Regions from separate parts of the Mus musculus genome. Here region 2 is linked to region 1. Evidence: chromatin loops called from intact Hi-C (ENCODE). Cell type or tissue: left cerebral cortex. All regions are shown on one strand. Each heading gives the region's core, and the rest is flanking DNA. Links, peaks and the distances in the headings are about the cores only. Region 1 has its middle 11 kb from the start of Gm25214. Region 2 holds the start of Sall4 (spalt like transcription factor 4).

Region 1 (8,333 bases), core at 186-8,185:
GTGGAAAGACCTGAGCGGGGCTTGAGTCCAGGAACCTGCCTCGCTCACTTCCGTACTGAGTGACTCAACAGGACCTGCTTAAGCCCGCCCTTGCCTAGCTACTGCTGATATAGAATAACTTCTTTGGCCCTGTCAGTCACCCCATACGACGGAGTCACCCTTCCCCACCTCCTACATCATCTCAACCCACCAAAAATTCCTCACCTCCTCCCTCAACCCTATTTAAGCAAGAGGCTGAGTTAATAAAACAAGTTCCTGCTTCAACAAGACTCCCGGCCCGGTGAGTTTCTTTTGGGCCGTCGACACTGGCCATCCAGCTCAGCTCCGGACAGACCGGGTTCTCTCCTCTTGCCTAAACTTAACGGCAAAGAGCCAGCAAGACAAGGTTTCTCTGTGTATCCCTGGCTATCCTGAAATCTGCTCTGTAGAGCAGGCTGGGCTCAAACTCAAGGACACACCTGTCTCTGCCTCCCATGCCGAGATTAAAGGCCTGTGTCACCACCACCCCGCACATGTGAATATTTTATCTGCATGTATTTCTGTGGACCATGTGTATGCCTGGTGCCCACAGAGGCCAGAATCGGGTCACTGATAACTTAGAACTGGGATTATAGACAGTTGTGTGCTGGGAATAGAACTCAGGTCCTGGTCGGGGCAGGGTGCAGAGGAGCCCACAGTGCTCTAACCACTGAACAATCTCTCCAGCCCTGGTGGTCAGTTTTTATTTTACCCTTAGTACTGGAGATGCAGCCCTGGGCAGTGCTTGTGTTAGACCAGGGTTTCCCTCTGAGCCACACCCCCAAGTCCCAGAAGGGAGGGATGATAGATAGGCAAGTAGACAGTAGATAGATAGATGACAGATCAGACAGACAGACAGACAGATAGTAGATTTGTGTGGATGTGGGATGTGTGTACATGTGTGCCCATGTGCGTGTGTGCTTGGGTGTATGTTTGCACATGTGCAAGTGCATGTGAAGGCAGAAGTTAATATCAGTGATTGGTCGATGAAGATCAATCATTCTTTACTTTATTCATTGAAACCAGAGCTCTCCCATCTGGCTCAGCTAGCTGGCAGCCAGCCCACCTCAGGGCACCTGTTTCTACATCCTGAACACAGTCATGGCTGCAACTCGCCCACTTTGTATGTGGGTCCTGGAAAGCCTGACTCCAGCCTCAATGCCTACGCGAGCTCATTCACTCAGCCATCTGCCCAGCCCCACACGCTTCCTTTTTATGACTTTCAATAATGATCAAAGCCACCAGCCTCCCATACATCTTTTATTTTGTTTCCCATATGTGTCTATGCATGGGGGTTTATGTGCCACGGGGCGTGTGTGGAAGTCAGCTCTCCTTCTGCCATGCGGGTCTCGGGATACGATACAGGTCATAGCCTGGGCAAGAGGCTCCTTTACCTCCTGTGCCAGCCCCACCTGTCCAATCCATCTTCAACCCATAAGAACACCAAGAGCCACCAAGACGAGATTTTAATATGCTGCTCAGAGAAATGACCGGAAACACAGTGACCTGTGCAGCCCTCACTGGCAGCATAACTAAAATCCCAACGCCCTTTTCCACAGCCTTGCTATGTGGCCCAGGCTAGCACCGAACTCACTGTGTCGGCCCTGACATCATGGCTTGCCCGCTTCAGCTTCCTAAAGGCTAAGCTGAGGTGACAGGTGTGTGCCACAATGGTATAACTGCTCTGTCCACTGCCAGAGATTCAAGCTGTGTCCCACCGCCCCCCAGACATCTTAATGCGTCTGCATTGTTTCATACCAGACTTCATGTAAAACAGACCAAGAAACAGATAGATCTAGGAAGTGCTTTCCCACCTCCTCCCCTCTTCACATATGTGTGTGTGTATGTAGTGTGCTTGTGTGTGCATGCAAGTTTCCATGTGTGGGGGAACATGCCTTTAAAAGGCCCAAGATGACATCAGGTTTTACCCTGGGTCCTCTCTCCTAATTCACTGAAGCAGGGTTGGTCAATCAAATCCAGAGCTTGTTGTCACTAGCCAGCTTGCTCAGAGGACCTGGTTTCTGCTTTCTGAGACTGGAATTGCTGGTGGTATGGATATATATATATCACCACCCCAGCTCTGGGAGATCCAGTGCCCTCTTCTGGTCTCCACAGGTTCTACATGCATATAATATATAGACATACATGCAAGTAAAATACATAAAATATAAATATTATAAAATGGTAGCACTTAGCCTGGATGTGGTTCACTGGCGGAGTGCTTGCCTAACACACACAAGGCCTTGGCTTTGAACTCCAGCAATTGCAAAAAGGAAAAAAAAAAAAAAAGAGTTAACTTTTCCTTTACATTTTTTTATATTATGATGAGCAAACTAGAGAGTCCCAGGAGAATTTCCCAGGGTGACAAAGAGACTCCTCACAGCCTGATTCTCCACCACAGGGCATCCCCAGGTGCTGGAGAAGGTTCGAGAAGTGCTTCCTCCTGGGCCAGTGGGGCGTGCTGGCCTCCACATCTACTTCCTCCCAGCCTGAAAGCTGGAAAGATTGCAAACAAAACAAAACCAAAAAAAAAAAAAAAAAAAAAAAAGTCTACTGGGAAGTGTCTCAAAGCTGCTGTGGGTGAGCAGACATCACCATAAAAAAACAGTGGCTCCGCCCCCACCCCAATAATTCTCCAAGATTTCCAGCAAGACCATGTCTCCTTAGCCCTTTACAAAAAAAAATCCCATGAATGAGCCATCCAAAGACCTGTTACTCGGCTACTGTACTCCTGAAGCCAAAACACTATAAAGATTTATTTATTTTATTTTATGTATATAACTACACCGTAGCTGTACAGATGGTTGTGAGCCTTCGTGTGGTTGTTGGGAGTTGAATTTTTAGGACCTCTGCTCGCCCTGGTCGGCCCTGCTCACTCAGGTCAACTCTGCTCGCTCAGGCCCAGATTTATTTATTATTATACGTAAGTACTTTGTCGCTGTCTTCAGACACACCAGAAGAGGGCGTCAGATCTCGTTACGGGTGGTTGTGAGCCACCATGTGGTTGCTGGGATTTACACTCAGAAACTTCGGAAGAGCAGTCAGTGAGTGCTCTTACCCGCCCTTACCATCTCGCCAGCCCCCAAGACCCTATAAAAAATCGAGTGGCTCCCTCCAGAGTTCTGGCTCAAGCAAAAAAAAAAAAAAAAAAAAGACGCTAAATCATCTTAAATCCCCATCTGCCTGAGACCCCCTCTGAGAAACACAACCATAAATATGCGTGGCTCTGTTGCCATTCACGCCGGAAACAACCGCGATGTTGCCTGTTTTACTACCTATGGACCAGAAAGACAGCAGCGGGGATTTTTGGAACACTCCAGGCAAAGCTATGAGCTTCCTTCTCTCCCAAGGGAGAGGGTGCTCTCTCGATCAGGGACAAGTGCCCTGGGATAGGGCCCGAGGCATGGCCAAAAAGCCTGGCAGTGGCCGGGAAAGCCAAAGATGGGAAGAAAGCATCGGTGACACAGCCCTGCCTCCCTCTCCTCCCCCGCTCAGGTTAGAAATATCAACAACATTCCTGCCCACTGTAATCAAATACTTACGCAAAAAGCTATGGAATGCGCAATAATTTGTCAGGCATCCTTTTAGCCCAGTCCACTGGAGCAAACTCTGCCCGGGCCCCTTGACCCTCAGAGGGTGCCCTTTGACCTTACTTGGACCTCTTTTATGCGCAGCTTCACTCTGACCAGATGGCTAAACTATCAAAGGATTTTATGAGTCAAAACTACTGCTTTCTCAATTCACAAGTTGCGTATTTCTATCCGTGTTTGTGTGACCGGTCTACGTGAAGCTTTAAATTGAAAACACAAGAGGGGGCCCCCGCAGCTGGGGCCCGCCTCCCCGTATTGTGTGTGAGCACGGGGGTTAGGGCTGTTTGCAGAGAAAACAGCTGACACACAGATGCAGACAATTTCAGCTAAATATTTAAAATAGCCATCAAGAAAAGGATGGCTGATTATTTTTCTCCCTCCTCTGGTTCCACCCATGATCTTTTGTGGCGCTCGAGGCAAGCACCGTTCTTACGCAAATCAAAACCTCATCCTTTCCTCCTTCTAGCGGAGGCCGGTGGGCAAAATGTAAAAATAATAAGAAAAGGGGCTGAGATATAACTCTGTAAATAAAAGAGCCTGATGCCAAACTTGATGATCCAAGTTCGAATCCCAGGACCCACAAGGTGGAAAAGAGACCTAACTCCTGAAAGTTGTCCTCTGGTGCACGTGCGCGCGCGCACACACACACACAGACACACACACTAAATTTTGATATAAAAATATTTCACAGCTGGAGAGCTGGCTCATTGGGCTACTCGCTGCTTTTGTGGGGGACCCCGGTTTTGAGTCGCAGTCCCCACATGATGGCTCGGAAGCACTTGTGACTCTAGTTCTAGGGGATCTGCTGTGCTCTTCTGGCCTCTGTGAGCACCAGGCCTGCATGAGAGGAATAGACACACACACACACACACACACACGTTTGTATGTATGTATGTATATATGTATGCATATATATAATGCAGTATTTACTTAAAACCTTGTCTGGTAAAAAGAAAAGGGTTCCAGCTTTGTTCAGCATCTGAAGGTGTGTGTGTTTGCACATGCACGTGAGTGCACACCCACATTTATATGTATCTATTATATACATATACATGTGTACACACACACCTACATATATAATGCAGTATTTATTTAAAGCCTTTTCTGGTAAAAAGGAAAGGTTTCCGTTCAGCATCGGAGGCTGTGAGTGCAAACGGCACAGAGGAGGGTCAGGGGACAGTATGTGCATGCATAGGCCAGAGGACAATGCGAGGTGTCATCTTCCCTCAGCCGCTTCTCCGTGATATTATTACAGGCTCTCACTATGTAATTAATCCTGGAGACCAGGCTGGCCTCAGGCTCACAGAGACCTGCCTCCCTCAGCCTCCCGAGTGCTGGGATCACAGGTGTACACCGCCATGTCTGGCCATCCACCTTGTGGTTTTGAGATGTGGTCTTCTACTAAGCCTAGAGCTCATCAACGGTGGTGTCCAGTTTTCTATCAACCTGACCCAAGCTGGAGCTATTTGGGAAAAGGGAAACTCAACTGAGAAAAATGCCCCTACCAGATTGGCCTGTAGGGGGAGCCCCTGGTGCATTTACTTGATACAGGATTGTTTGGGAGAGCACAGCCCACTTGGTGGGGGAGCCATCCCTGGGCAGGTGGTCCTGAATGAGCAAGCCAATAAGCAGTAAGTATCCTCTGCATCAGCACCTGCCTCCTGGTTTCTGCCCCAGCCCCGCCTCTCCATCTCTATTCCTCAGTTGCAAACGTCTTGGCTTCACTGTAAACTCGAGCAACTATGGAAGCAGGGAATAGAGGTGGCTTCTTTCTAACACTTCTAATTCACCCAGGGTTTGTCCAGCCTTTGATTTCAGAGTTGACTCGGGCTCTCATGTTTTCCTGACTGCATTAGAGAGGCCCCTTAGGGGTCAGAGGGGATCCCCAGGTCCCAGAGTCGGTTAGAAGTAGAGACCCACACATGTGATGGTGTAGAGAAAGATGGCCTTTACCGGCTCTCAGCTTGTGACCAGGGGACCAGATAGTGCTAACTTCAGGGACACCAGCCTCATGGAGTTGTAGTTTCAGAAGGATCTGAGCTGTAACCGGCATGAGACGTTTCTCAGTATGTTTCTGAGAGAGTTGTGTGTGTGAGGGGGAGGGAGGGAGGGAGGGATTTGTGTGTGGGTGTTGGGGGTGAGTGTGGAGATGTGTGAGTGGGTGTGAATATGGGGTGGGTGTTGGGATGTGGCTATTTTGTTTTATTTTTTCTCTTCCCTTTCTCCCTCTTGCTTCGGCCCTGCTCGCTTTGGCCCATAGGTTGTTTGTTTGTTTGTTTCTCATTACAGATGGTTGTGGTTGCTGGGATTTGAACTCATGACCTCCGGAAGAGCAGTCAGTGCTCTTAACCGCTGAGCCATCTCTCCAGCCCGCCAAACATATTTTTTAAAGAGGCTTCTTTATAAAGATTTATTACTTATTTTATTTTATACGCGAGTGTGTTTTGTCTGCACATGTGTCTGTCCACCCTATACATGCCTATGACACTAGATGAGAGCGCCAGATCCCCTGCAGTTAGATCCGTCAGGAGCCGCCATGTTGTAGATGCTGGGACTCTAACTCCAGTGCTCTGGAAAAGCAGTTCATGTTCTAAACTGTGCTGGAACCGTCCTCAGCCCTCAGATCCCATCTTTAAAAACAAGAGACAACAGTGCTGGAGAAATGGCTCAGCAGTTAAGAGTAGTTGTTCTCCCAAAGGACCGGGGTTCAAGCTCAGCACTTAAATGGCAGCTCACAAACTATGTAACTCCAGTTCCAGGGACTCCAACACTCTCATGTGCAGGTAAAAACCCACCAATTGGAAGCAGAGCTGGGAAAGTGACTCAGTCAGAAAAGAGCTTGCTCTGCAGGGGATGGAGTGTACTGGACACACATACAGGACGTGCTTGAATGAACATGTCAAGAGCTGGGCCATGGCACAGTCTTTAATCCCAGCACTTGGGGGGCAGAGGTAGGCAGATTTCTGAGTTCAAGGCCAGCCTGGTCTACAGAGTGAGTTCCAGGACAGCCAGGGCTGCATGGAGAAAGCCACTTGCAATTGTGATCTTGCCTTCGCTTCTCAATGCATTGCGTGTTTTCCGGAGCTGGAGAGACAGCTCAGCAGTTAAGAGCACTGGCCTCTCTGGCAGAGGATCCAGGCTTGGCTCCCAGAACCCAGGTGTAGGCTTACAACCATCTGTAACTCCAGGAGATCTGATGCCATCTTCTGACTTCCAATGGCACCAGGCTCCAATGCGGTGCCCAGACACACATGCACGCGAACATGAATACTTGTGAAATAAAATGAACACTTAAAAAAATAAAATCTGTTTTCTTTTTATATGTATTTAATGTATATATAGTGAGTGTGCCCAGATGGACCCCAGCCAGCCATGACATGGAAGTGGAGGTCAGAGGACAGCTTGTGGGAACCCATTCATTCCATGTTTTTCAAGCAGGTACCGGATCAAAGTCAAGTTCTCAGTCTTGGCAGCAGGGGCTTCACCTCGTGAACCATCTCTGTGTCCCCATCCCACTGCTAACAGGCACATGTGAGTCACTCGGGATCCGAGGGCACTACTGTTCATAAAGCTGCTGTGCGTCTTAGAATATGTGTTTGTGTATAGAATATATATGCAAGTCTCATATATAGATGCATATATACACATATACACACATGAGAATGTGTACACATATACACGTGTACATATATACATATATGCATATATGCAATACACACATACACATATACACATGCACTTGTATGCACACACACATATATACATACATACATAATACATACATATATATACACACACACACACATATATATATATATACATATACATATATATATATATATATATATATATATATATATATATATATGGTTTCATATAGTTAAGGCTGGCAACAAATTTTTAAGTAGCTGAGTGTTGTTTTTTTAACAAAATTTCAATTGTTGGGTTTTACCAATGAAGCCTCAAGAACCAGAAGCTAGGGTGAAAGCCTGCTAGCTCAGAGAGTCAGAGCAAGCACTCAGCTGACCTTCTTCCTCAGTCGGATGTCCCAGAAGCAATGCCCCTCCCTCATACCTTAGCAAAAAAACTCCTACAATCCAAATGTCCCTCCCTTCTACTTCCTGTGTGTCTCTCTATCCGTCCTCCTGTCGGCCTCGTACTCTCTATGTTTTTTTTTTTCTTAGTAGTCCTATGTTCACTTTCTGTCAACCGGTTGCCTGTCCAACCTCCTGACCTGAGGTTGACTTTATTTAATCCTGTTTACAACCTTCAATCGGAAAGCTCTTGAGTTAAAGGTGTGTGCTAAGGCTGAGCCACACCACAACTCAAAACAGATTTTTCCAGTAAATAACACAATCTCGGGGTTCACAGGGTGATCACAGCCTAGGGTGACGAGAGTTGCTTGTCCTGCGACCTCCAGTTTCGCTGTGGGGATTACTGGTGTGCACCATCATGTCTGGTTTATGCAGTGCCAAGGATCGAACCCAGGGCTTTGTGAATGCTGTGTAAACACTCGACCACCTGAGCGACAAGTCCAGCACCGCACAGCACTCACCCCGTCCTGCAGACTTCTAAAGCCCAGGAGAATTTTATGAGCATGGAGAAGGTGATCTGGGCTGAGTTAGTGATAGCTGCAGCCCTTCCTGAGCGCCTCCACGGTGGTAATAGAATCCTTCCACTTTCCTCTGTTTTCATTCTTGGGAAATCATTTGAGTGTATGCCCTT
Region 2 (8,268 bases), core at 269-8,268, 110 kb after region 1:
CAAAAAGAAATCTATCCTAAATCTTGAACTATATAGTCTATGCCATAAAAGAAAGAATCGTTCTTAGATGGTGCGCACCAAAGGAGGCAGAGAGGAGACGCTGGGCATACGCATAAGTGTCATAATGTAGAAGAAAGGCTGGGTTGGGGGGCATGACGAAACTGGGGCTCAGGTGTGGGCTAGGAGCAGGGGAGAGTGGAAGGGAAGAGGCAGAAGGCAGTGGTTGGTGGAGAGACTGAGAACCATACATCGCACAATTCTGTCACCTTTGGTGGATATTCAAGGTCATCCTTAGCTCCAGAAGGAGCCAGACACCTGTGATCCTAGCATTGGAGATGAGGAAGATGGGAGTTTCCCATCATCCTAGGCTACGTAGTGCATTGAATGTCAGCCTGGGCTGCAGAGGACCCCAGTCAATGAATAAACAAATAATTAAATAAATGTGCCCAAGGGAGATATGAGCCTCAAGGGTTACAGGAATGAAAAGGGCTTATGTGCTCCAAATCTCTCTCTCTCTCTCTCTCTCTCTCTCTCTCTCTCTCTCTCTCTCTGAACAATAGAGGTTCAGCATTCGCAGACAGCTTTAAGGCTGACTTACCAGTCCGCCACCTTTGCTGAGCAGTTCTGCCTGGAGCCACTCCGGAAAACAAAGGGGCTTTGCAAGTTACAATGGAGTTCCCTGACAGAAGACCTTCCCTTAAAGTCCTATCTCTTTCCTATACCTGGCCCCACCCAGGTCTTTTGGCTGCTCAAGGCATTGTAAGCTATTCAATAACAACTTGCCTTCGACTCTTCCGTCCTCTGTCGGCTTCTGGCTCTCTCCAAAGGCTTCTTCCACTTCTGTCTGCCGATTCCCGGCTGGGGTTCACGAAATGAAGGCAGCCAATAAACATGGAGCATGTGGGAGAGTCATAGTGTCTTATGTCTACGATCCAAGTGTGTGTGTGTGTGTGTGTGTGTGTGTGTGTGTGTGAAGCCTACAAGGATCAGGATCTGAAGGCCATCTGTGCAATGTGAGACACTGTGTCTCAAACAAAACAAAAATCCCCCAAAAACTAAAACTAAAATGAAATAAAAAAACTATTGTTCTGTTTTCTCCTCCTCCTAATCTCTCTCTCTCTAAAAGACAGGGCCTCCCTTCCAACTTGAGATCTTCCTACCTTGGCCTTATGAAAGCTATCTTCATCATCTCCTTATTACTATCCTGACTGACGTGGCCGAAGGGTCCCCACCTCATTCCAGGGCAGATAGAGCTGCTATGCCCTAACTATCACTAACTTAGATAAAGGAACAGAACCATATTACACAATGCTTCCCTTAAAGGGCTCATCTTTCTTGAGTTGTAAACTGTACATTCCTTCAGATTTGTGAGTTATAGCGCCTGCTCTGCTCCTTTCCCAGAAAGGTGTGGAGAATATTGGTAGATTAGTCAGCGAGAAGGCAGGTGTTAATTTGCCTTCTGACTCGGTATCAGAATCTTCAAGTGCTTTTATGCAGCATGAAAACAGATTCTTCCCCGCCAAGGCCACCACGCCGCCACCCTGGCTGGCAGGAGGGGCTGTCCTATTTCTTTTAGATGTTGCGCTCGAAGTAATTCAAGCTACGTTGCAGAAGAAAGACCAGAACTGGAAAGCAGGCATTTCTGTAAGGGCTCAGTGCTAGCTACGCATATCAAACCTGTGGTCCAGCTGACTTATTCAGCTCTGGGTTGTCCACAGGCACAGGTGAGCATGCTCATGAGGTCAGGCTCCTGTTTCCCGCTTCCTTCCTCACCAGCCTCTCAGAAGCAGGAAACGACAAATAGCTAATCAAGAAAATGCAAAGCAGAAAGATGGAGGAGAGGCTGATGTCTGCCCAGTCTCTCATAATGAAGGCAAAGTCAAATAAGGATCTAGCTGTCCACAGGTCCCATGGGAAGGCCACAGAGGGGGCTGGCCAGTTAGTTGAACTTCTTCAACACTGAGCTCAGACACTGTTGCAAGGAAGTTAGCCAATTAAACTTAGGTAGATTTGAGAAATAAATTTTTATATCCATACACACCCTTTTAGGAAATTCTAGGCATTCCCGAATCAGGACCACACAACTTCAGGAGGAAGTGGCTTTTCTGTAAGTCAGTTCTGTATTGCAGTGTTCTAGAAAGCAGTTAAGTACAAACACCCTCGTACCTTTTGGGAGCCCTGAACAGCTTTAGGGATAGAATCTGCAACCACTTGCTATTCTGGAATTGTTTTCTAGCAAGTTTGCTTTTCATCTGCCCTTTCTACAGTTAGCAGACAGTGGTTTAGAAGTGCTTCCGAAAATCCAGGAAGTTTACAACAAATCCTGGCTCGTGAATATGAATCCCGCGAGTATTACTCAGCATTTTAAGGATGCAAACCCTGGTGGGTTCGGAAGAGCTTGAAATTAGGTAAGATGGGGAGGTGGGATGGACAGAAGGTACCACCGGCCACTTCAAAACGCAGTTTTAACATTTCCGTAAAAAGAAAATTGAAAAGGGACTCGAGTCTCTTGTTCAGGTTTGATTTTAGAGGGAAAAGTTGAACCGACTTATTTTTCTGTGAGCGGAAAGACCTTTCTCAGCTGGTAGTTATCAACTACGCCAATTACTACAATAATTTTGTGGAGCGCGTAACCGAGATACATCGGTTCTAGAACTTTCATGTCCAGCCCTGATTTTCAATAAACCAATTTTCCTTTTTCCGTCTCAGAATTCGGATAGTGGCCGCAAGGATGATTCCCCCCACCTCCAAGTCGATCCACGCCTCGGCCAATCTGAGCCCGGATGCTAATTAGCTATGCTTCCTAGATGAACACGCCTTTGTCACATGTAGGGCCGGACTACAAGGCCCAGCATGCCTCTCCCCTCCCTGATCAATGAGGGCTTATTTAAATGATCTCTGAGGTCTTGGACCCAGGCCAATCAGCTGTCAGAGCTCATGATAAATCGCAATGCATTATTGATAATAATAATTACTGGGACATGCGCGTTTCGGCCGAAGGGGGCTAAAATTTCCCAACTCCAGGAATTGGTGGCGGAGAGGGGGCAAGTCACCAGGGCTCTTCCCGGCGCCCCAATGCGCGCACCATGTCGAGGCGCAAGCAGGCGAAGCCCCAGCACATCAACTGGGAGGAGGGCCAGGGCGAGCAGCCTCAGCAGCTACCGAGCCCCGACCTCGCCGAGGCGCTGGCGGCGGAGGAACCCGGTGAGTGCGGCTGCGGCCACGTCCGTGCGCCCGACTGTCCGTGCGTCCCGGGAGGGCGCTCCTAGCACTGCCGCGCGTCCCTCGAGGGCGCGGGTTCCGGGAGCCGATTCTGGAATGGGGATTCCGGACTCTGTTCCAGGAAAGGAGAGATGCGGAGGGAGGGAGCCTCAATCCCCCACCTCGGAGGGAGCCTCAACCCGCCCACCCCTTTGCAAATCCCCCTAGTTTTCTCCCTCTTATTGTAAAGTTGATTCCACATTCTGCCTCTCCCTCCAACTTCTCTCTCCTCGTCCACAGTCCCATAATTGGTTTCCCTCCTTTGGATACATAAGCACCCACCTACGCCGGTAACTTGGGCTTCCTTCACCCCCTCTCTAGTGGCGCCGCTTTTAAAAGAAAGAGACCCCCAAGTCTCCCCACCCTCTCTACTACCCTCTTGGGGGCCCCTGGGGGAGGGGCGCACCTCTGGGGGACCCCCCGAGGAGGGCGATCTGTTGCACGCGCCCCTCCCAGGCCGAGTGGGGGGAGGGGGCGCGACCTCTCCCCACCCCCAGGCCGGGGTACGGGCCACCCGCACAGCGCAGAGGGCGGGGGAGGCTGTTGGGCTTAGTTCCCTTTCGGAGGAAGGGAACTTTTATTTTTTTGTAATTTTAGATATTTTGTTTACCTTTTTTTTTCTTTCCGCCTTTCCCGGGGGCTACGGCGCCTGCTGCCGGTCCTCGCCCTAACCTTTCGGGGCCTGACCTCCAGCCATCTTTGATTTCCGACTATCTAAAAATAACCGCGGCCAGCGGGAGGGTGCGGGCCGGGGCCCGGGCAGCGGGTGCATGGTCACCCCCTCTGGGGCGCACCCCCGCTCCTTTATTTATTTTTTTGCACGGATCCCCCGGGCGGCACTGCTCAGCACACGCCCGGGAGGTGAAAGGGGAGAGGTCGGGTTGCGGCTGACCCGGCCTGAGCCTCCACGGAGTTCAGGACCTCAGCGCGGCCGGGAGCTGCGGGCGAGCCCCTCGTCCCTGCCCGCCGTGCTGTCGCCGAAGAAACCGGGAACGTTGGGAGGAGGGAGTCCCCCTGGGCCTCCCGCTCGATTCCAGCTCTCCGCGGATGGTGGGCGGTGTGCGGACTCTGCGCGCTCTGCTTGGGCGCTCCTGTTTTCCCCGGAGTGGGATCCTACTTTTCCCAAACTTAACGAGTTTATCAAAGTTCAGTGACCTTCTACCTCATTGTATCCCCCCCCCCTGCCCCCCAGGGCAACTGGAAGGTCATTGCTTGTTCGAGGGGGCGGATGTGAGTTTTGGGGCGTTGGAGCATCCCACATCATAGGGCCGGGCAGCTGGGATGGACTCTTTGTGCCTTGGCCCGGGGAGCTAGGGGTGGGGGTGCAGATCATGGAGAGGCTGGGTCGCTTGGTCCACCTGGAACAAAAGGGTTAACCCTCAGCCCGCCTGCTTCCTCTGGAGAGGAGGGGCGAGCTCTCGGCCCTGACCCCTCCCCTGGTCCTGCGATGACCTCCCTTCCCCCTCCATTTGGGGTGAGCGCATACTAGTGTTTTTTGTTTTGTTTTTTTCTCCTATTTAGCTGGTGGTGGGGACTCTGGGGGTGGGCGGCATGGAGAGGTGGCTTGCTATAGAAGGGCTTCCGAAATCTCCGCTGGCTGGAGTCGTAGTTAACCTGGCTGCACCCTGAGGCCGCTGGGCGCGCGCTGCCACCCAGCCTTGGGAAGCGAGTTTTCTGCGGATCACTCGCGGTCGGAGCCCGGCCTCTGGCGTGCGGGCGCCCTCTGGAGACCGGCCATGTGCGGACTGCGACACACACCTGGTGAGTGAGGTTAGCTAGGCCGGAGACCCGCACACGCGTGATCTCTGTGGGGTCCCCATCTTCTGCATCAACATCAGTGTTTGGGAATCTTCTCCAAGAGTTCTTAAAATGTGTTTGTAGGGGGACCTCGATTGTGGTTTTGGGAAGAGGTTTTTTGTTTTTGTTTTAAAATTTCTTTAATGCCTGCATTTTGGGATCACCCTTAGTTTAGATAAATCTTTTGGAAGCTTTTGGATCCCTCTTGGTCGGTCTGTAGGAGAATGCAGGTTTTTTTTTTTTTTTTTTTGAGCAAGGCAAATGAAATCCGGGCAATAATTAGCAGATCAAAAAATCCGCAGGTGGTCAAGGAGAAGGGGCTTACAGTACTTAAAGGAAAATTAGCATTTTCTCAAAAGGGTTCCAAATGCCCTTTGTGCTAAACTGGATTACAACCTTCAGCTATTACGATTCCCAGGTTTTTAGTAATTTAGCGCTCCTCGCCATCCTTCATCGACCTGCCTGTGCCTGGCTTAGTTAAGGTTTCAAGCTAATTCAGTCTTCCCCCAAAAGGGGGAGGGGGCTTCTTTTTTATTCATTTAATTGCATGTAAAATGTGCTCCCTAACCCTCGGAGGTTCTCCACTGCCAGTAAACGATACTTTGTCATTGGTGATGGGGATTAAGGGGATTTCAGTTTAAGTAGGGGACCGGGAGCCGTTTTGGGGGAGCTGAGGCATGGTTATTTTTGAATCTCCTCCTTTTGGATGTAAAATGTCAAATGAGAATTTGGGGAAAAGAATTTTGGCAGGATTCAGTACGAGGAAGCTCGGCGTTGCATTCTGGGTGTAACCTTGCCTAGGTGGACTAGTGTACCCCCACTTATTCACCCAGCTTTTTGGGTCCTTGTGTACAGTGGCAGTGAAAAAGTTTTCTATAGACTCCTTGCATGTTGAGGTAATTTCATCCACGGAATGACAGTTTTCACTGGAACCTGCTATGTGGCAGGCTCCAGCCTGGGACCTCGAAGGACCTCACCGTTAATTCTCACAACCTGAAGTAGTTTTGGTATTTCGCTCCCTTGAATAAAGGCTCCCGGGTGGCAAGGGTCGCCCAGTGGTTCCCCTCCCACTTGACTTTAGCCTTCTTGAATCCATGGGGTGTTTGTTGTTGGTTCTAGAGCAAGGGGGATGTACTCATTAGTAAGGGACAGCCTAGCCATGGTGCTTGAAGCTGCTTTGGTTTGGTGACACCCCCCCCCCCAGTCTGTCTGTGTAGTAACCATGACAGCTTTCTAACCTGTCCCAGCCTTGTCACGCTCTTGTCTTTGCCTCTGAAGCTGAGATTGGAGGAATGTGCCGCTAAATCCAGTGCCCATTTGATTTTTCAAATTGCCTTTTAGAAACTGTGGGTGATGAGACTTCCCAGCAAGCAACTCAAGAGCTAACGTCATTTGGGTTTCTTTCTTGGGGTTACGTGATTTTGAAAAAGAAAAAAAAAAAAAAGCCAAACCAAATAGGAGATGAATTTGGGAGGTTACCGTAATCACTCTAATCTCTACTTTTTTAACAAACACAGCTAACACACACAGGTTAAAGCCTTGGTTGGTGCAGGCTCTAGACAGCCTTGTTTCATCCCAGGGAGAGACCTCTGATCTCTCTTGGGGTTGGCAAGCTCGTTCAGTTGAGGCAAGTATCCCTTACTCTTATGTAAGGCATATTTTATATAAAGCGTCTTCTGACCCTCCTACCCTTAAAAACTTGAATTATTGATTGCGTGTGCTGCCACCCTGTGAGTGAGCATTCAGAGGACGGGAGGGCTGATCTATCTGGGGTCATTCATTCATTAGCTGTGGCCAGCGTCTTACCCTTTCAAAACCTTTTCCACAGGCCCCTGAAGTTTAATCCGTGATTGTTTTTTGATTTCTGCAATTCTTGATTAAGTAGAAACTTAATTTCAAGTCAAATTTGACCTCTCTATGTAGATTTTAAGGCTTGCTGTTTGAAACTGGTTTTAAAAATAAAGCTCCTACAGCTGGATCTGTAATATATAATCCCTTTTGTTTTTTGGTAAGGATTTATCCTGGAGGTAGGGCAGGGTCTAGGATACTGTGTGCTTTAGGTAAACTGTTCATTGTCTTTCTTTAATACAGGACCAGTAACAGATAAGCCCAAGGCACCAGGCTTTTATCAAGATACACAGATTTCAATTTTTTTTTTTTGTTTCTGTTTTTAGCTGTTTTGAGTGTCTTCTGCCTCCTGGCTGATTAGCTTTCTTCCTATACAATAGTAAGCGCATTTTCTATTCATCTGGGTGAGATTGAATCGAAAGACCCCTGCTGGCTTTACTGCATTCTTCCTACTTACTGGATAACTAGATGCTGAAGAGATAACATTCCTAAAATTCGGGGTGGGGGATGGAAGCCACGCTTGCTGGAGTTATCCCTGTGGACTTTGCCTTCCTTCCCTTCAGGTTAATTTAAGCATAGCCAGCAATTGTTCCTAACAGGGTCCTCTTTCTCCTTGGCAAATACTCCGTCCCATTATTTGCCGACGGTGGTATGGACGAGGTAGTTTTTTACTGCCTAAGCAAACATCGGCTACAGTTTTAAGTGGGATGCCTGGTGCAGCGGTCAGGCTGCAGGGGGAGAGGCTTCGGGGCTTGTGTATACAGTGAAGGCGGTTGGCATCCCGGTAGTAAATCACTCTGAGCTGGTGTATCCTTCGGGAGCAGAGATGCTTAACCTTTTTTGTGCCATAGCTCCCTTCTCAGCTGAGTGCTGAGCGGACGCAGGGTACCAGGGAAAGCAGGTACAGTGATGTATGAACAATGATCAGAAACGAAAAAATTCAGCCCTCTTGTCTTTCCCTTTGCAAGCTCTGGGAAATGACTAAGAGGGCCCTGGGCTGGCTATTGTTTCTGGCTGTTTCTCCCCTAAACAATGCAGCCTGAAAACTATTTACATAGTGTTTGCATTGCATGTGGGCATGCTAAATCCCGGAGATTAAAGTTTGGGAGTTGGAGATACTGCTCAGTGGGAGAGCTACACCCTTAGCTGGTGTGAGGGCTTGGGCTCTATACCCCATGTGGGGGTGGGGGGCAAACCAGAGGGTGTGCCAGACAGGATCCCTTAGAGTCTCCAACTTTGTCTGCTCTCCACCTCCTTTAAAATATCAGGGGAATATTATAGTAATGTTAATATTCTGTTAATAAAATGACAGGTTAGGGTGGCACGGTGTGGTTGGAGAACTCTTTGACTTTTATTTATTTA

What was found. Peaks named below come from ENCODE experiments on the same cell type or tissue, not always from the same donor. Only the 100,000 strongest peaks of a DNase experiment are listed, where the experiment ranks them.
Region 2: a loop joins it to region 1, with 2.5 times the contacts of the local background. A loop is called at or near these places in 16 of 42 quality-filtered maps.

The regions. Positions count from the first base shown.
Region 1 is chr2:168,867,484-168,875,816 of GRCm38, reverse strand. No RefSeq gene overlaps it. Among named protein-coding and RNA genes, the nearest start is that of Gm25214, 11 kb to the left of the region's middle. In left cerebral cortex, for the core only: CTCF peaks have their summits at 2,119 (motif pointing left), 2,974 (motif pointing right) and 5,129 (motif pointing right); DNase peaks (open chromatin) are centred at 1,150 and 5,070.
Region 2 is chr2:168,761,848-168,770,115 of GRCm38, reverse strand. It overlaps Sall4 (spalt like transcription factor 4), which reads left to right and starts at 2,915. Exons shown (of 4, transcript NM_175303.4): 1 at 2,915-3,204. The coding sequence starts at 3,087. Gm14261 (predicted gene 14261) reads right to left here and starts at 3,973. Exons shown (of 2, transcript NR_166178.1): 1 at 3,872-3,973; 2 at 2,006-3,334. In left cerebral cortex, for the core only: CTCF peaks have their summits at 2,963 and 4,986 (motif pointing left); DNase peaks (open chromatin) are centred at 2,770 and 4,971; H3K4me3 peaks cover 913 bases.